5 separate regions of the Homo sapiens genome follow, and all the other regions are linked to region 1. Evidence: read pairs that join two places in POLR2A ChIA-PET (ENCODE). Cell type or tissue: PC-9. All regions are shown on one strand. Region 1 overlaps RNF169 (ring finger protein 169). Region 2 has its middle 28 kb from the start of LIPT2. Region 3 overlaps POLD3 (DNA polymerase delta 3, accessory subunit). Region 4 overlaps KLHL35 (kelch like family member 35). Region 5 overlaps POLD3 (DNA polymerase delta 3, accessory subunit).

Region 1 (5,000 bases):
AATGCAAATCAAAACCACTATGAGATATCATCTCACACCAGTTAGAATGGCAATCATTAAAAAGTCAGGAAACAACAGGTGCTGGAGAGGATGTGGAGAAATAGGAACACTTTTACACTGTTGGTGGGACTGTAAACTAGTTCAACCATTGTGGAAGTCAGTGTGGCGATTCCTCAGGGATCTAGAACTAGAAATACCATTTGACCCAGCCATCCCATTACTGGGTATATACTCAAAGGACTATAAATCATGCTGCTATAAAGACACATGCACACGTATGTTTACTGCGGCATTATTCACAATAGCAAAGACTTGGAACCAACCCAAATGTCCAACAATGATAGACTGGATTAAGAAAATGTGGCACATATACACCATGGAATACTATGCAGCCATAAAAAATGATGAGTTCATGTCCTTTGTAGGGACATGGATGAAACTGGAAACCATCATTCTCAGTAAACTATCGCAAGAACAAAAAACCAAACACCGCATATTCTCACTCATAGGTGGGAATTGAACAATGAGATCACATGGACACAGGAAGGGGACTATCACACTCTGGGGACTGTGGTGGGGTGGGGGGAGGGGGGAGGGATAGCATTGGGAGATATACCTAATGCTAGATGACGAGTTAGTGGGTGCAGCGCACCAGCATGGCACATGTATACATATGTAACTAACCTGCACAATGTGCACATGTACCCTAAAACTTAAAGTATAATAAAAATAAATAAATAAAAGAATTGCCGTTCTTTATTATGCAGTTTTTCTGAGTATTTGTGTCAGTTTTAGCCATCTTGCTAAAAAGAGAATTTGGGCTCTCCAATCTATTTGCTACAACACTCCCATGGGAGTGATCTCTCTAAAGTTCAAAGATGAATTCCTCTTTGAAACTCCTCAGTGGATCCTCATTCCTTAGCATGGCACTCAAAGTCCACTATTATTCAGCAACTGCCAATTTCTGCAGTCCCACATGCTTCCACTCTCCCACATGCACTCTATACTCTAACCACTTCTGTTTACAATCCCTAGAACGCTCCTTGTTTCATGTTCCTATGCCTTTAAATGTACTATTTCCCTCTCTCATCTTTATTCTGACCTCATCCACCTAATGAATACTGATGGTCAAATGTCTGGCATTCACTGAAGCCATTCCTGACCCATCCAAACTAGATTATCTTCTTTGTGAAAATACCTTACATTTGTTGACCTAGCTCTTCATATACCAAGCATTGTAATAATTCATTTAGTCTTTAACAACAACCTTATGATTTTAATACTATTACTATTCCCATTTTCCAAATGAAGAAACTAAGACACAGAGAGTATCCAATAACATACAGCTATAAATAGCAAAGCTAGAATTTGAACCCAGGTAGTCTGTCTCCAGGTTTTCCTCTATTAGCCTGCTCTATTAATATATACTATACTGCCTTCTACAATTATATCTTGCATAACAGCTATTATAATACTTATAATACCACATTTCAGTTGCATATTTACATCCCAATCTTCCCAACTACACTTTGGGACAGAACCATGCTTTACCTCTATTTGCAGCTCTAGTGCCTAGACCTAGCACACAGAAGACCCTCAAATGGTTACTAAATTAATGAATGACTGAAGTTAACACTGCCACAGCCAATGCTTTAGTCCAGGCCCTCTTCGTCGCTTGCCTGAACTACTAAAACAGTCCCCTAACGACTCCCCACCTCCAGTTTCTACTCACATCTTTCCTCTTCCAACCAATATATATTGTCTTTCTAAAGCACAGTATGATTATGTTATTCCACCACTTAAAAATCTTTAAGAGCTTTATAGGATAAAGTCCAAAATTCTTTTACCCTAATACACAATGGCCTTCATGATCTAACTTCAGTCTCTTCTCTACTTCCCCACTCCAGTCCACACTCCACCTATATTTAGCTTTTTGCCAGTCCCTGAACATCCCAAGCACCTTCAAGCCTTTCTACATGCAGGCTCTTCTACCTGGAATGGACATCCCCTCCTTCCTCATCTGGTGAATTCCTACTCTTTCTTCAACATACAATTCAAATGCCTTCCTCAGGCTTCCTGCAAATTGTCAGTCAGCCCATTCCTCTACTCTGTTAGCATTGTCTGTTTACCTCACTTAACACGTTGTATTGTTATTTGAGTATGTGTTTCCCCAACCACACTGTGGAGTCTTAAAGAAAAGGTACCATGTCTTATTCATCTTTTTTTATTGCATCATCTTGCACAATGTGTGCCCCTCAAAATGCTCACTGAATTAGTGGAATGAAATTTAACAAACATATCCTACATCATATACTCAAGCCAACTCAGATACAAATTAATTCAAGGTAGGCAACTCTTTCAGGATTAACTAGAAGACAGGGAGTGAAAATATGAATAAACAAATACCTCCTAAATTCCTGCTGTTCAATTCTGAATTCATACATTGGAGCTATTCTTCAATAGTAATTACTGTTTAGTTGGTAGAGTGCATGTAATCTCATCAAGAGCTTTAAAAAACATCTTAGCACAAGGCAAATGTTTCCTGTATTGGTATAACACATAAGGACACTCTCAAATTCTCGGATATGTGTCATTAAGGATAAAGAAATGAGTCATTTTACATATTTTAAACAAATCCTTACAGACTAGGGAATTCCTGTCCTCTTGCACTACAATCACATGGTTTCATTATTCATTAGTCCTAAATGTAATTTAGGCTGCACACATAGCAAACATTGTCTGTCAACTGAGTAATAAACCAGAACTACTTGCTTTTCACAGAAAGGGGAAATTTTTTAAATGCAGAAATGTTAACCCTAAGTGAACAGGGAAGTTGAGATGGGATGAGAAGGGATAAGTAAGGCACTATTCAATTGTTTATCTATTCAATTTTCGTGTTTTGTTTATTTGTTTTTCAGAGAGAGTCTCGCTCTGTCGCCCAGACTGGAGTGCAGTGGCGCAATCTCGGCTCACTGCAACCTCTACCTCCCGGGTTGAAGCGAATCTCCTGCCTCAGCCTCCCGGTAGCTGGGACTATAAGCGTGCACCACCACGTCCGGCTAATTCTTGTGTTTTTAGTAAAGACAGGGTTTCCCCATGTTGGCCAGGCTGGTCTCAAACTCCTGGCCACAACTGATCCGCCCACCTCTGCTTCTCAAAGTGCTGGGATTACAGATGTGAGCCACCGCGCCTGGCCTATCTATTCAATTTCTGAAAAGCACTTTTAACACCACGAAGATAAAAAAATTTAAACTGCCAATTTAAAAGATTCACCAGCCTTTGTCTAGCTTTTCTTCAGTCATTACCCATAGCCGAAGAAAAAGAATCCTAAAAAGTAAAAAGGTCTCGGTTTCAAATCTAAAAGCAGTATGATTTGGAATAACCATCCTTGATTTCAAACAGACTAAATGAATTCTTAAAATTCATTAATCATTTTTAAATGATGCTTAAGTGTGGCTGCAATGTATAGTTCAAAATCTACCTATGTAAGCCTGTATGGTAAGTATGTTTTTTAAATCAACAGATAAGGAATGTCTCTAAATTTAGAATATAAGCTCCATGAGAGAGAGAGATCTTTAATATTTCATTCACTAATGTTTCCCAAAGACCTGGCACAGAGTAGACACATATTACATAATTCCTGAATATTGCTCAAAATGGTCCAAATATTTAATATGTCAATATATACGAGTTGCAGATCCTCAAAGAATATGAAGTTGAACTCTGAGTTCATTTTGAAATGATCACTGATGTAGCCTTTACACACACAGTTTCACAAATCAACAAAAACTGATACTATATCCAAAAGCAAACCGTGAATGCATAAAAGAATTAAATAAAACATGTACACAGGGGTCATTAAGGTTCTGAACCTTAAAGCTTGCCAAAAAAGCAGGCAAAGAACAAAAATGTCACCAGTGCAACCAAAATTTTCAAGAAAACACAAACTCTTTACACTTTTTCCACAAAGCAATTCCTAAAGAGGCACTGGACTTCAACAAAATAAAAAAAAAATTAAGAACGTCACTTAAATACCAGTGCATTTACTACAAAATTTCATTTCCAGCAGGCCTGATGTTTCCTTTATCAATTGATCCAACTATGTGATGAGAATACAACTAAGCAATATATCTCTGAATATTACTAAAATTGCTATTAGGCTGGTACAAAAGTAATTGCTGTTTTTGCCATTGAAAGTTATGGCAAAAACCATAATTACTTTTGTGCCAACCTAGTAATCCTGTTGCTGTTTCCACTCATAAAAGCACAATGTAAATATTTATAAAACTGGTATTATTAGTTTTCCTTATTAAAGCTATTATGAACATTTCACTGTGAATTAGGCTGTTTCTGTTGACCCTTTTTCATCTACTATCAACTCATGTAAACTCTTACTCTCTTATCTGTTCTGGGCCTCAGTTTTCTCTTCTGTAGAATGAGAGACATAGATTAAAACAATGGTTCAAGGCTGGGCGCGGTGGCTCACCGCCTGTAATCCCAGCACTTTGGGAGGCCGAGGTGGGTGGATCACCTGAGATCAGGAGTTTGAGACCAGCCTGATCAACATGGAGAAACCCCGTCTCTACTAAAAATACAAAATTAGCCGGGCGTGGTGGCGCACACCTGTAATCCCAGCTACTCGGGAGATGGAGACAGGAGAATCGCTTGAACCGGTGAGGCGGAGGTTGCGGTGAACCGAGATCATGCCATTGCACTCCAGCCTGGGCAACAGAGCAAGACTCTGTCTCAAAAAATAAATTAATTAATTAATAAATAAAATAAAACAATGGTTCAGATTCTGGTGAAAGCTACTGGTGACTTCTCCATAAAAATGCACACATGCATTTACATAATGATTTTATAAACAATTATTTATAATAGCAAAAGACAGGAAACAATCAAAATGTCCACCAATAGGTGGTTAATTATGCTATATCCACTCAGTAAAATTCCATACAACATACTGCTGTGGACTTTGATGATGTATTCTTAAACCAAAA
Region 2 (5,000 bases), 230 kb after region 1:
TACCCAAGTTGTTTAGTGAACCCTGCTAAGGTATCAACCACATGGCTGCAGCAGAGGGTGTATGTTGGGGGGCAGTGGAAAGTGGTAAAGTACACGTCAGCTGTGCCTAACCCTGGAAGATGCAGTTACCTCCTAGAGGCCCTGTGCACTTTTTTTTTTTTTTTTAGCTATATGATAATAGGTTATGGTTCTTCTTTTTGGAGGTAATTTTGACCTAAGGTGGCAGCAAGAAGGACTCCCATTAAACTAAAGGAAGAGACTCTATAAACAATGAGGATTGCTAACCAAGCAACTAACAGCATGTTTCTCAAACTCAAGTAATGGAGGTGCCCCTGTTCAAAATTCTTACAGATTCACCCCAAAGTTGACTTAAATTTTTTTTTCTTTTTTTGAGATGGAGTTTCACTCTTGTTGCCCAGGCTAGAGTGCAATGGCGCGATCTCGGCTGACTGCAGCCTCCACCTCCTGGGTTCAAGCAATTCTCCTGCCTCAGCATTCCGAGTAGCTGGGATTACAGACATGCGCCACCACACCCAGCTAATTTTTGTATTTTTAATAGAGACGGGGTTTCTCCATGTTGGTCAGGCTAGTCTCGAACTCCCGACCTCAGGTGATCCGCCCAGCTTGGCCTCCCAAAGTGCTGGGATTACAGACGTGAACCATCACACCCAGCCGACTTAAATTATTTTAATATCACTTGTATACTTACAAGCACAAAACTCAGTATAAATTCCTTATGCTAGTAGCTGTTCTGTAACTCTAAACCAAGACAAATGGAAAATAAACACAATTACTAACCCTATAAAATTCAAACAAACATTCTAACTTAGTATGCCAGAAGATGTTTTACTGAAGTTAAATTGCCATTTGAAGCCTGAGTATGGGGCAGACTGCTATGGCACAGGCTTTTTTAGTACAGCACACCCAGAGCACTGTAGACTGCAGGCAGCTCCCACTGTGCTTCTCTGGTCAAACTCCTGGAAAGTCTTCATTTTGACCGTGCACCAAGTCCCCATTTGACTTTTACTTGGCATAGAAGTATCATTTACATTAAGCCCACCTCTATTTTCCTTGGTTGGGCTATAACAATGAACGTAAAGCACTATCTGGCTTCAAAGTGATCAGAAACACAAAGTCAGTGTCCAAATGCCATGGCAGGTGGTAGCCTTCCAGACAATTCAGAACATGCTGATTTTGTTTGGATTACCATCAAAATGAAACATAACATTTAGAAGTTTTCACAGACACATTTCAGGCTCCTCACAATATATTTATTTATTAACCTTGAGGGGTTTATAGTCCCAGGTCTGAGAAACTCTAATCTAATCATTTCCAAAACCCTGGGATGTGTTTACCTGAATTGCTGTAAGGCAGGACGTTGGTGCCCTGGGATTGGAATGACTTCATCATACAGCAGCACTTGTGCATGTGCTGTTCTGCTGTTTCCCCTTTTCTCTACCTGAAGAGCTTCTACTTATTGAGTAGATTCTTCATCTGGAAGCCTCTCCTGGCCTCCTCAAGCTGAGCAGGTCTTACCCACGCTGCACCCCTACCATACCCTGCATGTTCAGACCCCAGTTCATAGCCCTTGGTAACATAATCACTCAGTTACCTTCCTCCCTCACCCCCAGGTTCCCTAGATTGAGAGCTCCAGGAAGGTAAGGAATGAGTCTGATCCATTTTTGGTCCTCACTTCCCTACACAGAGCCAGGCTCAAGTAGGAATACTGAGTGGGTAGATGGATAAACAGATGGATGGATGGATGGATGGATGGATGGATGGATGGATGGATGGATGGATGGGCGGGCTGGGTGATCTCTCAGATTCTCTTCCAACTCTGAGACAGTCAGTTCCACCATCCAGCTCAGCATTTTCTTTCCTCACCAACTCCCATTGTTCTTTCAAGGGCTTGAAAAGAGTATATCCTAGAATCATGAGTATTAGAGATATTATCTGAGATGGAAGCACCCTCAGAGGTCATCTGGTGGCTCCCCTCATTCTGCAGATGAAACAGCTGAAGTGCAGAGAGGGAAGGTGACGTGTCCCAGGTCACCCAGCTAGGATGTGAACACACCAGGCCAGAAGCCAGGTGCCCTGATATCCACTTCAGTGTTTCTTCCAGGACATTGTTTATTTATCATTTATTCATTTATTTATTTATTTTTGGTCACAGTTGCCTTGGGGAAAAGCAATGTTCCCTTGTGACCTCAGCTCCCCATGGCAGTGTTTTGGGAACAAACTGGATTCTCACGGTTTTCCCAATGGTGGCAGGGTGCCCATGTCAGGCAAGGTATTTTTCATAATGAAAAAGAAACAAAGATAGCGTCAGACCTCATTTGTAATTTCCCCATAGCAGCCGGAATCTACAATCTCTTGTTTCCCTTCTCAGCTTATTATACTGCCCTTGTCCTTGGTGAAATAGAGCAAGAAGGTGGAGTTGAGGTCTTTAAAAAAATCTGTACTTATTTATTTACGTATGTATTTATTTCTAGATGCATTTATTTTTGCAACGTAGGCCAACATAGACATCCTGCAACTCCCGCCTGCCTTTCCTCCTTAATTTAGATATCTTACTTCTCTCTCATGGCCAAAAACACCAGTGTCATCCCTGACCCCCGGACATCCTTCTTCCTTTCAGGCGGGGAGGCAGCTCGCCTCCTCATGCCTGGGCTTTCCAGAGGGCAGTCCTGGCTTTGACCCCACAAACACCATATCCTCGTTCAACATTTAATCACTTCCGCTCCTGACACCCGTCCTGCTCTCCCTCATCCTGCCTCTTGGCCATGGCCCTGGAACCCAGGTGGAGAGAAATCCAGAAGGGAGGAGGAAGGAAGCTCAGACATATGGATCATCTGCTGTGTACCTGGAACCATGCTGAACCCTTTTTGGGCAGGGGACAATGAGGGAAGATCTTTCATTCAGCGTATTAATTTATTTTTATTGTGGTAAAATATACACAACATAAAATGTATCATTGTAACCTTTTTAAGTGTACAGTTCAGTGGGATTAAGTATATCCACATTGCTACGAACTGTCACTACTATTCATCTCTAGAATATTTTTATCATATAAAATATAACAGAACCTCTGTACCTATTAAACAATAACCCTCATTCTCCCTCTCCCCTCTCCCTGACACACTTTTATACACATTATTTCATTCAGTCCTCACATCCACCTCGTGAAGCAGGTACTGTTATCTCCATTCTCTCACCTGAGAAATCTGAGGCTCAGAAAAGTGAAGCAACTTCTCTGAGGTCACTCAGCTCACAAGACTCCAGGCTGAAATTCCATTCTGCCTGACCAGGGTCACCCTTGCTTTGCATTTGTGTGCTTTTTCTCAGGCTGTGAAAGAGCAAGAAGTGATGTGGAAAGAGTGGTCTTTGCTGTTAAAGAGCCTATTCTTTCAAGAAGACCAAGTTTAGTCTGTCTAAATTTGTGACTTCCACATGCACAGAAGTCATGGAGTGAGGGTGGGGCTGTGGTAAATCCAGTCAGGATGCTGCCTCACCATCTAGTCCTTTAAGATTTACTAGAACTGCTCCATGCCAGGGCCTTGCTTGGCCCAGAGAGCCACCAGCCCCTGTCCCTGACCGGGAGGAGTTCACAGCCTAGTGCAGAAAGCAGGGATCTAAACAGAGATGCACAAGGCAGCGTGCTGTCCTCTGTTTGGAGGAGCCATGGAAAACAGGGTGGGAGGCCTCAGGAGGCAGAGATATGCGAGATGGCCCTGAAGGACAAAAAGGAGGGTGGCCAGTGGAGAAGACATGAAAGGGCATTCCAGGTAGAGGGAATAGTGGGTCCTGGAACACAGAGTGATCAGGGATCCTGGCAGGGAGCTGGAGGGAGTCACGTGGAAGCTGAATGATAACCTAAGGGAACTGCAGGGCCAACCTAAGGGAGTTTGGACTTGATTCCGCAGGCAACAAGAGTCAACAAGCTCCATCTCCAGCTCAGACCTCCCCTTTCAACTTCTAGCCATAAACCTTTGACTCACATGCTTCCTTCCCCAATTCTATCAGAGGTGACATTTAAAATATTGAGGGTTACAGGCACTAGCAAGTTCCCCTGGATTTGGATCAGCATCCTGAAGACCCATTACTGTGCCAGTGATGTGCCAGGTATTAACCATTTAGTTGCTGGAGAGTGGGAGGATCTGAGGATCCCAGGGTGAGGGCCAGGTAGCTTGGTGGCAAGAAGGCTCAGAGCAGCAGAGGTATTTTTTTTTTAATCAGTATTGCACTCCTGGAATGCACCAGCTGAATACCAGCCTTGCCCCGACGAAGCCTAATCCTCCTGGGCTTTCCTCATCTCTGTAAATGGCACCAGCATCTGTCATTTACCTACTCCTGCAAGAAACCAAGGCATTATCCTTGGGGCCCAGGGTGGAAATACAGTAGGGCCCACATGTGATAAGTCTAAATATTTAAAAGTTACGCATCAAGTTAAATAAATTATTTATTAAAAGATAAAGTCAGCCTGGCATGGTGGCTCACGCCTGTAATCCCAGCACTTTGGGAGGCTGAGGCAGGTGGATCATGAGGTCGAGACTGAGATCATACTGGCCAACATGGTGAAACCCTGTCACTACTAAAAACACAAAAATCAGCTGGGCGTGGTGGCATGCGCCTGTAGTCCCAGCTACTTGGGTGGCTGAGGCAGGAGAATCGCCTGAACCCAGGAGGCAGAGGTTGCAGTGAGCCGAGGTTATTGCCACTGCACTCCAGCCTGGCAACAGAGCGAGACTCCGTCTCAAAAAAAAAAAAAAAAAAAAAGATAAAGTCTTCCCAAAAAGAAAAGAAAAAGAAAAAAACATTTAAAAACACACACAAAAAGATAAAGTCTTCTTAATTAACTTTACTGAGGTACTGAGGTGTATTTGCATACCGCAAAATGCACATACTTTAAGTACATACTTTGAGGAGTTTTAACAAATGTATATATCTGTGTAATCACTGCCCCAATCAGTTATTGATACAGAATATTTCCATTACCCTAG
Region 3 (5,000 bases), 120 kb after region 1:
CTTCACTAGTTTTAAGAACCTGGAAAGGTTGATTCTTCAGAGCCAATCTTTTCAAAACAAGTCTGAACTAGGAAAAAAAAAAATCAGTAACAGGGAAAATAATCTTCTCTGAAGATCCAAGCTGTAGCAGGTGCCACAAAAGGCAAAATGACAACCATGGGCTATCCAACTAACAAAGGTAAGAGCCTAAACCCACAACTCTTTTCAAACACAAAAATACAGTACCAGGATCTGAGCATCCCATCAAACCTCAAGTGCTAAATCTTAAAAGCTCCACAGAAGTCTAGTGTGATTATGGAAAGGGTAGAAGAAGCTAAAACATGGCTGAAGAACTAGCCAATGACTCAAAGCCTGAACTCTAATTCCTCCCTAGGCCTTCATAACAAGCACATGCTTTTACCTAACATGGCTTACAAATAGGAAACATAAAGGAAGCAATCTCGATGAGTCATACCCTTCTGAAGAACAAATGGAACCAAATACCAAAGATGACTCTTGATTACAGTCTAATCATCTGTAGCTTCTTTTCCACTGTTCAAATTTATAAAAACAAATATTCTAGAAAAAAAAAAGCTTCTCAATGTCTATGATAACATCTTAAGCCCATACTGTGGTTTCCATCTTGTTTTTGGATATATTTATGCCACCTGAATCTTCATAACTGCACATTTAGGCAAAATAGATATTCCATAGATAAGAAACTCTTCACCAGGGACGACATAACTTTTAGCCAAGATCTCAGTGCTTATTTTTATAGTCTATGACCTAAACAAGAACCTAGGTGTTCTGACTTACACTCTGCTACACAAAGTGTATGCCATAGACAAACAGCATCAGTACCACTTGGGCATGATTCACATGTAAATTAAAGTTTGAGATGTACCTGTTCTAAAAGGGATTATGGTGCCTCTGTGGTAATAAGAGATTCTATCTCTGGATTTGGAGCCAAATATTTGTCTTACCTATGCAGCCTTCCCCATCCAGGTAAGTTTTAGATTTTAGTACGCGTTTTCGTTTTCTTTTGTTTTCTCCACTTGAGCTCTAAAAGGTCAGAGGATACAATGTTAAGCTGGATCAATTATGTTATACAGAAAAATAACAAAAGCTTTTAAATCTATACTAATCACTCTCCAATACTCCATTATGATAAAAAGTTGAAAGAGAAACTCTACATTAGTTTTAGAGAACCAACCCCATCACACAGACAAGTTACGCCCACTATATACACAGGCTTGATACTTCATTGTTCATAAGAAGGAAAGTAGCATGCTGAAGAAAGAACTGTGTTCTGTTCATTCAGTCAATAAACTATTGTTGGGTAGTGCAGGCAGCATGGTTAAAAAGACATATAGGATAAGGACCTTAGTGGAGGAGAGAGAGAAGGAAAGCAGACCACTGCAATACAGTGTAGTGAGGGCTGAGACAGATATTATGGGAGTACACAGGGATGGCCCCTAAACCACACCAGGGATTTCTGTGGCATATGCCCTTGCTGTAGATACTTGCTATGTCAGCCTTCACATTTCTTGTCTTCTTTTTTTGTTTGTTTGTTTTTTAGAGACAAGTTCTGGCTCTGTTGCCCAGGCTGGAATGCAGAAGTGCAATCATAACTCACTGCAACAGTCCAACTCCTGGGCTCAAATGATCATCCTACCTCAGCCTCCCAAGTAGCTGAAACTAAAAGGCATGTGCCACCATGCCCAGATATTTTTAAAGTAGAGACAAAGTCTCCCTGTGTTGCCCAGGTCTCAAACTCCTGGACTCAGGCATTCTGCCCACCTCAGCCTTCCAAAGTGCTGGGATTACAGGTGTGAGCCAACACGCCTGGCCAGCCTTGACACTTCAACATTATAGCTATCTAATTTAGTCTCAAAATAGGTATTACTAGTATCAACTTCCTTTTATCTCCACTGGTCTCTTTCGTCCCATTTTCTCTTCAGCTAATGAGGAAATCAGCGTAAGATTTAAATGATGGTCTTAACACAATGAATTAAGAAAAACTAACAGCCACAAAGGAAAAAAAAATTGTCAGCGACTATTTTTTCAACTCTTCATTATCTACACTAATAGGTGTAGATAAGATGCAGCTGAAGAGCGTTCAAAGCTATATTTCCCCTTTGGTTGACAGTTTTCCCATCCAGCCCTTTTCCAGAATTGCTTCTGAAGAGCAACAAACGTGTGTTAAGTTGTTTGTTCCCCTCTGTCTTTCACGTGTTGCTCTGATGCAGGGGGGATCTCTTTTTACACCATTCTAACAGGAGCTGTACAGCACAGCAGAGATGCTGAAGGTCATGAAAACAGAACAGCTCCCAGGTTCCACCTCTGCAACGTTCCTGAGACTATACCCACTAGCAAAATCTCCCTTCAGGTAAGAATGGAGGGAACGCCCATTCTGTACAACCTGTAGGACAGCAGAATGAGACAAGAGCCATCTACTGGCATTTGTGAAGTATACAGCAAGGGAACTAATTTAGCATAGTGGTTGTAGGTCCTTAAGACACAAAGGATGCATGGACATGCAAGAATCCCAGTATAATTTTACCTTGACAGAAGGAGGTTCAGGCTCAGTCTTTGGCACTGGTTCAAGAGGTGGAGACGGAGGAGGAGGTGGGGATGGTGACTCAGCTTCATAAGCCCCAGGAGAGTCTGGAAAGACTGAAATAATGAAACGGACTTAGATCAGAGAACTACAAGCACTATCTGGTATAAAGCCTTCTCCATTGGTTCTCTAAATTGACATGTCCAGCAAAGGGGATTTAGCAAGCAGTAATTCATGACAACCAAGAACTCTGTAGTTATATAGTTATCTTTAAAATACATATTTTATTAATTTTATACAAATAAAATCAGAGAATCAAGAATTATTACAGCCGGAAGTATCTTAGCTAAATATTTTCTTTTATAGCTAGTCAGGTTATGAAGTTGGTTTACAAATATCCACTTATCGCCTTTCATATGCCATGTATTTCACTTTATTCTTACAACAACTCTAAGAGACAGATTTTCTTATTTGCACATTACAGTAAATAGAGGTTCAGAGGGGTTCCTAAACTTGCCAAGGTCACACAGCTTATAACTGAGACAGGAGGTTTTAAGCCTAAGTCAATCCAATTCTACAGCCTTGCTATTCCAACTATCCCATGCCGCCTTACCATTGAGGACAAGACATTATCTCTCAAGATCTATGTGGAGATAATCCTCAGGTTATAACAAATGTTCCATGCCAGAGTCTTTCACTGTGACCTAAGGGTTACTTTTAATCACCTGAGATGTTTCTTAGACTGAAAATTTCCAGCTGATGTTAACAGTATAAACTTGGAGGTGGGTGAAGTCATCTTTTAAACAATTATCATTATTTAAGCTCTGACAACTAGGACCTACTTAATATTTTGCATATTTCTAGTGACTGCTTCACTGATAAGGTTTGTTCTGCTACAGTGAGGTTAACAGGAAAGAACACTTTTAGGAAAAAAATACTGCTGTGGAAGTGGCATCACCCAAGAAATGAGCACCACCAGAGGGATCCCATCATTTCTCAACAATTGCAGAATTGGTGGTCTTAGTAAACAGCCCATGAGAGGGGAAGTAAAAATCCTCAACTGACCTATTACTCAATCACCACAAAGAAAGTGCTGGTCAGGGGACCGGGTAGCGACTTAGCCTCACCTGCTCCCTGAATCTCCTGGCTGTATTCAAATTCTTAACACAAGTCTTGGATCTGAAATTCTCCCAACTGATTAGGTCAGTGTTAAAAATTATGACAGTGAAGAGTTCAAGGCCAAATGGCCTAAAGAGGTGAAGCAGAACAAGAGCCAGAAAGAACAATAAATTACACACTTTAAGTATAAAATGGGCCCCAAAAACTTTATAAGCTCTGGGAAACAAGAGAGAGAAACATAAAAGGAAAGCGGTCCGGCTATTAGCCAGCTCTGGGAGGCTAGAACATGATGGGAGCTCAGGCAAGAGAAAAGTCAAACCCCAGAAGCAAGCCTCCATTGTTCTGAAGGAACAGCTATGAAGAAAGCTGGGCCACAATGGTAGATGTGTTATAATGGGAGGAGGAAAATTTAGGCAATGAGGAAGCCAAAGGAATTTTGAGACTCACAGTAATAAACTTAGGCGTTCTTATTCTATTTCCAGTTCTGAAACCAGTTGACTTAACCAAAGAAAACAATCCTAGTGACACCCTCTAAGACCTCTCTCACAGCACTGTAGGCAAATGTTTATCTAGATCCCCACTCTAGACTCTAAGCTCCAAAAAGGCAGAGACACCACGATTTCCCTGGCATAAACATAGAGTAACTGTGTGTGTGTGTGTGTGTGTGTGTGTGTGTGTGTGTGTGTGTGTGTGTGTGTGTGTATTTACTTAAATAAAGGAAAACCACCACTTTCTGAACTAAATTTGGGATGAGGAACATCCAGGTCAAGGAAGACAACATATATCTCTCTCTTCCTTCCACACACTCCCTGAGAGAAACACTGTTGATAATAAATGAGTAAAACATTATAACTCCCCCAAACAGGGAAGAGAATAGTAGAGTCAAGAGTCCTTAATGATTAAGAAATTTCAACAAATCCATGGAAGGTGGAAGGCAGATGGGAGAAAGTTGACAAAAGAAGCATCAGTCAAATTAGATGAGCCAGAGAGTAGAGATTATCATCTATCATAAAACTTCTATTTTTATCTGACTTTTAAAATTGTAAATATCTACTGCTTTGTTTAAACGTGCCGCCATTCATGTACTAGAATATATGTCTGTCTGCCTTAGTCTTTACCAAGCCAAACATCCCCACTCAATACATTTTTACTGACACAGACATAAAGAATGTCCAATGCACTGGTGTATTTTAAACAGATTTGTAGCCAATCTGCAGCTCTTCAAGCAAAAGGTAAGTAATGAAATATCACTTATTCCAGGAAAGCAACCTTTGTTGGGACAGAATAAAAACTGCAATGAAACTAATTTCAGAGATCCAGTGTGTCAAAGAGTTCTCTGGCA
Region 4 (5,000 bases), 670 kb before region 1:
TGAGGGCTGTCGCCTCTCCCGGGCGCAGCCAGGTGGCTTCCCCGACGCTGTTTGTGTTCTCTCCCCGGCAGGATGCGGCAAGGCCATGCGCCGGAGGAGTCGGAGCCGGGCTGCGAAGCGCCGTGCGCGGGTCCGTGCCACGCGCAGCGCGTGCTGCAGGCCCTGAACGCCTACCGGCGGAGCGGCACCCTCACCGACGTGGTGCTGCGCGCCGGCGGGCGCGACTTTCCGTGCCACCGCGCGGCGCTCAGCGCGGGCAGCGCCTACTTCCGCAGCTTGTTCGCGGCCGGGCGGCCCGAGCGCGGCCCGGCCGTGGTGCCAGTGGTGCCAGTAGCTCCCGAGGCGCCAGGCACGAGCCCGGCCGGGGCGGCGGCGGCGCTGGCCGTGGTGCTCGACTACGTGTACGGAGCGGGCGTGCGGCTGCGCGCGGAGGACGAGGCGGCGGCCGTGCTGGCGCTGGCGGAGCGGCTGGGCGTGGCGGGCCTGCGCGAGGCCTGCGTGCGCTTTCTCGAGGGCCGCCTGCGCGCCGCCAACAGCCTAGCGCTGCGCCGCGTGGCCGCCGCCTTCTCGCTGGCCCCGCTGGCCGAGCGCTGCGGCCGCGTCCTGCGTCAGGCCTTCGCCGAGGTGGCGCGCCACGCCGACTTCCTGGAGCTGGCGCCTGACGAGGTGGTGGCGCTGCTGGCGGACCCCGCGCTGGGCGTGGCGCGCGAGGAGGCCGTGTTTGAAGCGGCCATGCGCTGGGTGCGCCACGACGCGCCGGCCCGCCGCGGCCAGCTGCGACGCCTGCTGGAGCACGTGCGCCTGCCGCTACTGGCGCCCGCTTACTTCCTGGAGAAGGTGGAGGCGGACGAGCTGCTGCAGGCCTGCGGCGAGTGCCGCCCGCTGCTGCTCGAGGCTCGCGCCTGCTTCATCCTGGGCCGCGAGGCCGGTGCGCTGCGGACCCGGCCGCGGAGGTAGGGCCGCCATCCCCTAGCTTCCCGCCCTCCGTTCTTCCCGCCTGCTTCCACCGCTCATTCATTCTTTCATCATCTTTTAGTACTGCCTCTTGATGATATTCAGTCATTCGTTCAACATTTTAGAGGCTCGGTGCCCATAATTCTGCCCTTGAAGAGTTAACAAGCCAGTGAGGGAGATGCAGAGACCCCACAGCTGCGCACACTCTCTTTGGCCCATGCAACCGTAATTCCGAGTACTTACTACTCTACGCAAGTTCTGTGCAGGGTGCCGGGATGCGGAAGTGATTTGAAAACACTCTTTGCCCTCTGGGAGCTCGCAGTCTAATGAGGGATAGAAATAGGCAGGGGCATGGGGAAGTAGTGAAAGCAGCCTGCCCCACCTTTGGAAAGCCAGACTGGGAGGCTCTGGGCAGAGTAGCCCTTAATCATGCCCCCAGAGACGACACTCTCTCTAACACTAAGCACAGGGCCTGGGACAGAGATCCTCAAATATGTGCCAAAGGAATTAGAAAACCAATGGCTAAAAGGGTATGGAAATTCTGGTGGCGTCAGATGGTGGGGTCAGTGAGAGGGAAGAATGATTTACTGAAAGGGTGAGTTATCCGGCTTAATGGAATTAGGGATGAGGGGATGTCATAGGAGGAGGGAGGCAGCAGAATCAGCGGTTGGAGGTGAGAAAAGGGTGTTGAAGATGAGTTAGCGACAGACAAACCTGGGCTTGAATTCCAGCTCTGACGCTTAATGGCTTTGGGCACGCCATGGTATGTGAGCCTCAGTTTCCTCCCCTGAGAAAGGGGTAATAATCCCTACTAATAGAACTGCCATACAGATTAAACGAGGTGATTTTTCTAGGTGAGGGCAAGGGCTCTGTAAAGATTTTTTTTTCTGTAGTTTAGAGGTCAGCAGAATGCGGTAAGCATTAGCGATTCTCTTCCCAGTACCCACAGGCAAAGTTGGAAGTGGCAGGGTCTAGCGGGATTGAGGCCGGGGGATCGGGTGGGCGGGGGTGATGGCAGAAACGCATGAAAGGGCAGCGGGACCGTGCAGTGTGGTCGAGAGGGTAAGAGAGGGCCGAACTTGGGTGCGGCCCAACAGGCACTGGGCTTATCCGCACGCCAGATTCATGGACCTAGCTGAAGTGATCGTGGTCATCGGCGGTTGCGACCGCAAAGGTCTCCTGAAGCTGCCCTTCGCCGATGCCTACCATCCAGAGAGCCAGCGGTGGACCCCACTGCCCAGCCTGCCCGGCTACACTCGCTCAGAATTCGCCGCCTGTGCTCTCCGCAATGACGTCTACGTCTCCGGTGAGGGCGGAGCCGCAACGGGAGCTCACACGGGATTGACTAGTAGCCTCCGCACTCCACCCCCTTTGCTTTTCCCTCCAATCGGGAGAGAGGGGCGGGATGTTTTCTGATAACCTACAGTTATTGGCTGAAGTGAGCAGGGCTAACTACGCGTGTGACCCGCCCTTTATTCAGGAATGTTAACTTCAATACATATGATTACTTTTTGTTCTGAACCGGCTTCCTAAGGAAGTCAATTCGTATTAGTATTAATAATCACTTCAACTAGCCTACTATGTGCCGAACATTATGCTAAGAAGCTTACATTCGTTATCATTAAATCCCCCTACAATGCTGTTTTACAGATAAGAAAGGCTCGGAGAGGCTCAGAATTTCCCCCATTGTCTCAAAAATGGCAAAGCTAGGAGGAACACACATCTGTTTGATACCAACAAACTGTGTCCTCCCTAAGGCTCAAGCCCTAAAGACTCAGAGAAGCATAAAACACAGTCCTTGCTCCCCTGGAGTGTCCTGGAGAGGAGAGAGACTTCACTTTTACTGCCAGGCAGAATGTGATCAGAATTCTCAGAGTCCCCAGATGATCTGGAATGCCACTCAGGGAATCTAGCCAGGGTTCATAGAAGAGATGACTTTTCAGCTGGACCTTGAAAGTTGGAGGGAACAGTATGGGCAAAGGCACAAGGGCAGGGACATGCAGAAAGGAACCCTGGGGACTCAGGGCTCTGAAGTGCAGGTTGAGTATCACAGGTGAGGCAGGAGTCAGATCAGGGAGGCTTTGAGTCTGGGGCTAGGTGGATTGACCTTAATGTTGTAAAGAACTATGGGTGCCTGCAAAGAGTAAGGAGCAGGAGAATAAGCCAGGGAGGCCTCACAGACCATCCAGGCCACAGATTACCACTGGACAATTTATCCAAGGCCATTGATGGCTCTGAGCAACATGTGGGGCCTTTGTTGGGTGCCACTAGGAATAAACAAAGATGGGGCTACCAAACAGATGTGGCTCTGGTCACAGGCTCAGGCTGAAGGGTGCAGTTAGGGTTGTCCCCAGGGAGGCTCCCATTGAGAGGTGAATCCCTGGCCAAGATCCCCAGGGTGGCCAGACATGGGAAGGGAGAGTCCACATCCTGCATCCCCAGTACCTGGCCCCATAGGGCATGCCATGTCCTCCAGCAGCACCAATGCTGGGCCTGGAGCCAGAAGCTCTGGTTCTGGCTCTGACAAAAGGCCATGTAGTCTTCAGCAGGTCATTGTTGGTCTCTAAGTCTCATCTGAGTTTCTTATATGTAAACTGGGTCTAATATTCCCAACACCTCATGGAGGGATGAGATCAGAAATGAAATTGTGCAGGTGAAGGCAGAAGGGAGGGAGGGTTATTGGGTCACCCTCTACCTATCCTGGCTCCCAGTGCAGCTGGCTCTGCTTTTCCTGGATCCCCAGTACATTCCAGATGCTTGCCTTAGGTACCCTTTGTACTCTTACCTTTAGTACAGCGGCCCCCTCTTTGCTTTCCTGAGCACAGAGCCTGGCACACCACCACCACCACCACAAGGTGCCCGGCGAAAACCAGCCCCTTCTTCCTGAATGTGTCAGGCTTCTCCCCTCGAGGGTCGTAACTCAGACATTCCCACCACTTATTCAAAGCACACTGGGTCACAGGTCCAGAGTCTTACACCAGCTCAAGAAGTCCTCCTGCTGCCTTCCCTTAACCCTTCCTTTGGATCTGGGGGCCCTAGTTTCTAGCTCTTTGGGGGTGCTTGGGATAGCAAGAGAGCCGATGGGCAACAGCTGCTTCTCTCTCCCTAGGAGGCCACATCAACAGTCATGATGTGTGGATGTTTAGCTCCCATCTGCACACCTGGATCAAGGTAGCCTCTCTGCACAAGGGCAGGTGGAGGCACAAGATGGCAGTTGTGCAGGGGCAGGTAGGCACGAGCTGCAGCGGCTGCCCTGGGACACAAGGTACAGATCTGTGGATGTGCTGGAGGGAGGTTCTCTAAAACCCTCTCTTTGTAAGAAGGGGTCTGAAGCCCCCCAAAAAAGGAGACTTGTCCAAGGTCACATAATAATGGCTGATGCTAATAATAATAGCAATTACTGTAATAGTAACAGCCTGATGGTCAAGGGTATGGGCTCTGGGGCCATAGAGTCTAGGTTTGAATCTTGACTGTGCCACTCAAGAATAAAAGAATCTGTCGGCCGGGCGCAGTGGCTGTAATCCCAGCACTTTGGGAGGCCAAGGCGGGCGGATCACGAGGTCAGGAGATCCAGACCATCCTGGCTAACACGGTGAAACCCCGTCTCTACTAAAAATACAAAAAATTAGCTCGGCGTGGTGGCTGGTGCCTGTAGTCCCAGCTACTCAGGAGGCTGAGGCAGGAGAATGGCATGAACCTGGGAGGCGGAGCTTGCAGTGAGCCCAGATTGCACCACTACACTCCAGCCTGGGCAACAGAGCGAGACTTTGTCTCAAAAAAAAAAAAAAAAGTCAATTATCTTTGTAAGCTACATCCCGAATTCAGAAACAAAGATGCTTCTTAGAATCAATTAAGTGGGGTGGTAAAGTCTCAATACTAGCTATTATTATTAAGCATCAGCTTGGTGCCAGGTATTTTACAGCTGTAACCATGCAGGTTAAGGTCTCATCCCCGCTAAATGAGAGGAAACCGGCTCAGGGAGGTACAGCAACTGGGTGGAGGCTGCCCAGGTGGTGGCAGCACTGGGCTCGGGGGTCAGTTTGGTC
Region 5 (5,000 bases), 150 kb after region 1:
TTCCAATTTATCTTCTCTCACTACTGCAACCTTGTGGCACTGTAAGAAAATAACACTTTATTAGTGCTTAATGTAAGAATCTGCAATTTTAGTTTCCTTGCTCCAATAATTCAATTGTGCTTGGATGTGAAATTAGGAAAACACCAGGCACTCCTTAAAACATATGTTATAATTTAATAAAGTCAGACTCACTTTTAATTTGCTTACTTTCAGGAAAAAAAATAATAATTTGCTTATCTTAAAACTTCTCAATAAGGTTAAGGAAAGTGATCTAGCACAGATTTCAGTACTACAATTAAAAAAATACAGCATCTCAAATCAGTGTGAGCAAAGGCTTTTTAGTGAGTGATTTAATAAGAATTACTGTATAATCACATGGAACCAGATAAAAATTGGATCTGTTCCTCACATCATATACCAAAATAAATTCTAAATGGATTAGAGATTTAAATGTAAAAAATAAGGCCGGGTGTGGTGGGTCACGCCTGTAATCCCAACACTTTGGGAGGCCGAAGTGGGTGGATCACCTGAGGTCAGGAGTTTGAGACCACCCTGGCCAACATGGTGAGACCCTGTCTCTACTAAAAACACAAAAATTAGCTGGGCATGGTGGCAGGCACCTGTAATCCCAGCTACTCAGGGGGGTGAGGTAGGACAATCACTTGAACCTGGGAGGCGGAGGTTGCAATGAGCTGAGATTGTGCCACTGCACTCCAGCCTGGGTGACAGAGTGAGACTTGGTCTCAAAAAAAAGAGAAGAACACATATATGCACATGAAAACATGTGTGAATTCTATAACCTGCTATAAGCTAAGAAAGAGGGAACATTTCCTAAGTATAATTCAAAATCCAGAAATAACTGAAATAATCTATTTTAAAAAAGCAACTTTTAAATGAAAAAAAAACGTAAGTACAAAAACAAATGATAAAGCGGAAAAAAACTGCAACTTACATCACAAAGGGTTAATACACAACTTCTAAAATTAAAGAAAACAAAGACTAACAACTCTTTAGAAAATGGGCAAGAAAGGCCAGATGTGGCTGCTCATGCCTGTAATCCCAGTACTTTGGGAGGCCGAGGCAGGCAGATCACGAGGTCAAGAGATGGAGACCTCCCTCGTCAACATGGTGAAAACCTGACTCTACTAAAAATACAAACATTAGCTGGGCATGGTGGTGCATGCCTGTAGTCCCAGCTACTCGGGAGGCTGAGGCAGGAGAGTCACTTGAACCTGGGAGGCAGAGGTTGCAGTGAGCTGAGATCGTGCCACTGCACTCCAGCCTGGTGACAGAGTAAGACTTCGTCTCAAAAAAGGAAAAAAAAAAAAAAGGGCAAGTGGTAGGAACAGACAGTTCACAGAAAAAGAAATATAAATAGCCCTAAAACATATTATAACATAATGCTATATGGAAACAGGCACTCTCATACATTGTTGGTGGGAACAAGAAGCAGAGTGATATTTGGCAACATCCAACAAAAGTACACATGCACTCACCCTTTGACCGAGCAATCCTACTCTAGGAATGTAACCCTAAAACACACTAGCAAAAATATACAAAACACACAGACACTAAGCTATTCACTACAGCACTATTAATATTTGTAATAGCCAAAGATCATAAATAACAACTACCAATAAGGGATTGCTGAATAAGCTAAGGTATATCTATCAATGTGGCACTATGTGGCTGTAATAATTAATGAGGAATATTTCTATAACTGCTGTGGAGTGATGCTCTGAATCTGTTATGTAAAAAAAAGCAGAGTGTAAAATAGTTTGCACGTATGAAAACATTTATCTAACAAAGAGAGGCAAAATGAATATATATTTTCTTATATTAAAAATATATACAACAGGCCAGGCGCAGTGGCTCACGCCTGTAATCTCAGCACTTTGGGAGGCCGAGGCAGATGGATCACGAGGTCAGGAGTTCAAGATCAGCCTGGCCGAGATGGCAAAGCCCCGTCTCTACTAAAATACAAAAAAAATTAGCAGGGCGTGGCGGTGGACGCCTGTAATCCTAGCTACTCGGGAGGCTGAGGTGGAGAACTGCTTAAACCTGGGAGGCAGAGGATGCAGTGAGCTGAGATCACGCCACTGCACTCCAATGCTTGGCCAACAGGCAAAAGTCCATCTCAAAAAAAAAAAAAAAAAAAAAAAAAATATATATATATATATATATATATATATCAAAAACAATGGAAGGAGAAGGCAAACTCAATGTAACAGTTACCTCTAAGGGAAAGGAGGGAACCTATCAATTGAAAGCAAAATGGAAAAAAAAAATTGAATTGAACTAGATATTGAATTGGTGGCTTCAGTACAGTGAGGAATTATTTCAAGTGATTCTAAAATACAGGATGACTGTGCATCCTTAGCAGGACATATCCTACAGACAAAGAACTGCAAAGAAATCTTATTTTCAGTAATCAAATTGTTGGTAATAATACAGGTTTTGCTTTTCTAAACCTCGTGTATTTGTCTAAAGCAAATAGATATTTTTGTTAATGTTCGGAACCACCAAAATTCACAACATAAAAAAAACAGCAATCTAAACATCAAATAAGTTTTTTAAAAAGTGTAACCATAAGTTTGAGCTGGGATTATTAATGTTCTCATAATGCATTTTCTCTTAAAACTGGCACTCCTAAAAATGTCATTTTCATTGGTTTATTCAAGGGAAGAAAAAAGTCATGTTCCGTAAAACTGCACACTAAAAATTACAGAGCTTATTATAAAAATTACAGACCATTAGGAATGAACCACTCAAAACCAATGCAGCTTTGCAGTAAGAGCCCTAAAAACAGTAATTCGCACCTCATGAGAAGATCTGAATAGACCAGACAGGTCCGTGTGGCTATATACTGCCCTGGGGGATACTGAAAGTACATAAAAACAACAGAATGGAAATGCCAGCTGGTGCTAAAACAATGCAGACCAGAGTGGAGCTCTGATTCAATGGGTTCCTATTAAAGTGGACACGGGAGTTAGGGAGCATCCACAAACCCAGAGCCTAGGAGGGGGTAAGCCCTCTGTTCTTAGCATAACAGGGAAAACACGGCTAGTTGATGAGAGAAAATTATTCACAGAAAAATTACAGCTAAAAAAACAGAAAGGCCAGGTGCCGTGGTTCATGCCTGTAATCCCAGCACTTAGGGAGGCCGAAGCAGGAGGATCACTTGAGCCCAGAAGTTTAAGACCAGTCTGGACAACATAGTGAGACCTCGTCTCTAATAAAAATAAAAATAAAAAATAAGCTGGGCATGGTGGTGCATGTCTGCAGTCCCAGCTACTGAGGAAGCTGAGGCAAGGGGATCGCTTGGACCCAGGAGTTCAAGGCAAAACATCACCATTTTGTAACCTTTAGTGAATTAATGATTTAGGCAATGATTAAAACTAATCTCAGCTAAAATCATTAGATGAAAAGCTAACAGGGAACCCATAAAGCATAGATCAGGTTGACAGTTCTTCACATTACAAAAAGAACCAACCAAACATTTCCTTGAAATTTTCAAATAATCCTCTGGAAGAATCTCTGGGATGAGATTTGAAGGAAGCTTTCACGTTCTATATATTGTTAAACATTTTTTATAATAATCATTGGAAAAATAAAAATTATTTACATTTAAAAAAATCCAGGCCAGGCACAGTGGCTCACTTCTGTAATCCTAGCACTTTGAAAGGCCGAGAAGGGCAGATCACTTAAGTTCAAGATCACTTGAACTTAGAAGTTCAAGACCAGCCTGGGCAACAGGACAAAACCCCATCCCTACAAAAAGTACAAAAATTAGCTGGGCGTGGTGGCAAGCACCTGTAATCCCAGCTACTTGGGGGGTTGAGGCAGGAAGATGGCTTAAACCCAAGAGATTGAGGCTACAGTAAGCCGAGATTCTGCCACTGCACTATAGCCTGGATGACAAAGTGAGACCCTGTCTCAAAAAATAAATAAATAAATAAAAAATAAAAATAAGTCCAGGCGCGGTGGCTCACGCCTGTAATCCTAGCACTTTGGGAGGCCGCGGTGGGTGGATCACAAGGTCAGGAGATCGAGACCATCCTGGCTAATATGGTGAAACCCGTCTCTACTAAAAATACAAAAAAAAAAATTAGCCGGGCGTGGTGGCGGGCGCCTGTAGTCCCAGCTACTCAGGAGGCTGAGGCAGGAGAATGACGTGAACCCAGGAGGCAGAGCTTGCAGTGAGCTGAGTTCACGCCACTGCACTCCAGCCTGGGCGACAGAGCAAGACTCGGTCTCAAAAAATAAATAAATAAATAAATAAATAAATAAATATATAATAATAATAATAAATTCCATACAAAGCTGCGTAATGTCTTTTTTCTTTCTAGAAGCACTAAAAACTTAAAAAGGAAATTATTAATAGAAGAATTAAAAGAACAAAACCTGATCATATTGCTTAATAATCTGCCTTTCCTTAGGAGGATTCCCTTTAAGGGAAAAAAGGCATAGGTAAGCATCCACATTTGGTCAGTTCGTTCTACAGGGTTCCACAGAGCTTCCCAGTGAGGCTATTGGGAGGGCAGGTCCAGGGCTCTGAAATCCTCACAACCACTTCAACCACAGCAACCCCACTCTTAATAAATTTTATATATAGAACTCTGATTAAGATTTTGTTTGAAAAAGCACTCTGCTGCTAAAAAAAGATAGGCAGAATTTAAATGCCATCTTATACTTAGAAACAGAAGACCTTTTTATAAGCAAGCCATGGCTTAGTTTTTAACTGATTATAGGTTATACATCATTTTGAAAAATGGTCTCGGAAATATGCACTGAGGAACACAATTTGAACACTTTCAGTGTCATCTAAGAAAACTCTAGACTTTGAAGACCAACCATGAAGACCATCTAAGAATCCTAAATTAAGAGCCCCTGTTATAATGGGTCAGTTTGAGTAAAAATCTACATTATCTCAAAACGTAAATTCTTAACTTTGGATCCTATTCCAGAAGATCCATGAACTCAAAATTTTATGAATGTCA

Evidence for each region. Peaks named below come from ENCODE experiments on the same cell type or tissue, not always from the same donor. Only the 100,000 strongest peaks of a DNase experiment are listed, where the experiment ranks them.
Region 2: POLR2A ChIA-PET joins it to region 1 with 6 read pairs; 2 of 35 experiments call an interaction of 5 or more read pairs at or near these places.
Region 3: POLR2A ChIA-PET joins it to region 1 with 5 read pairs; 3 of 35 experiments call an interaction of 5 or more read pairs at or near these places.
Region 4: POLR2A ChIA-PET joins it to region 1 with 8 read pairs; 1 of 35 experiments calls an interaction of 5 or more read pairs at or near these places.
Region 5: POLR2A ChIA-PET joins it to region 1 with 5 read pairs; 4 of 35 experiments call an interaction of 5 or more read pairs at or near these places.

What each region holds. Positions count from the first base shown.
Region 1 is chr11:74,752,735-74,757,734 of GRCh38, reverse strand. The region is part of intron 1 of RNF169 (ring finger protein 169); the gene reads right to left. Among named protein-coding and RNA genes, the nearest start is that of RNF169, 6.4 kb to the right of the region's middle. RefSeq lists enhancers at 1,785-2,406, 2,406-2,985. In PC-9, no CTCF peak of the experiment used is centred here; a DNase peak (open chromatin) is centred at 2,684; H3K4me3 peaks cover 2,410 bases; H3K27ac peaks cover 3,218 bases.
Region 2 is chr11:74,518,805-74,523,804 of GRCh38, reverse strand. No RefSeq gene overlaps it. Among named protein-coding and RNA genes, the nearest start is that of LIPT2, 28 kb to the right of the region's middle. In PC-9, no CTCF peak of the experiment used is centred here; no DNase peak of the experiment used is centred here.
Region 3 is chr11:74,632,238-74,637,237 of GRCh38, reverse strand. It overlaps POLD3 (DNA polymerase delta 3, accessory subunit), which reads right to left. Exons shown (of 12, transcript NM_006591.3): 10 at 2,543-2,655; 11 at 963-1,041. Among named protein-coding and RNA genes, the nearest start is that of POLD3, 42 kb to the right of the region's middle. In PC-9, CTCF peaks have their summits at 2,189 and 2,388 (motif pointing left); DNase peaks (open chromatin) are centred at 447 and 2,527; H3K27ac peaks cover 902 bases.
Region 4 is chr11:75,425,702-75,430,701 of GRCh38, reverse strand. KLHL35 (kelch like family member 35) reads left to right here. Exons shown (of 7, transcript NM_001039548.3): 2 at 72-953; 3 at 2,076-2,260; 4 at 4,064-4,182. The coding sequence starts at 73. Among named protein-coding and RNA genes, the nearest start is that of KLHL35, 5.0 kb to the left of the region's middle. RefSeq lists silencers at 150-389, 470-519 and enhancers at 2,184-2,478, 2,204-2,498. In PC-9, no CTCF peak of the experiment used is centred here; DNase peaks (open chromatin) are centred at 427 and 2,331; H3K4me3 peaks cover 2,605 bases.
Region 5 is chr11:74,606,538-74,611,537 of GRCh38, reverse strand. POLD3 (DNA polymerase delta 3, accessory subunit) reads right to left here. Exons shown (of 12, transcript NM_006591.3): 4 at 1-39. Among named protein-coding and RNA genes, the nearest start is that of POLD3, 16 kb to the right of the region's middle. In PC-9, a CTCF peak has its summit at 39; a DNase peak (open chromatin) is centred at 7; H3K27ac peaks cover 716 bases.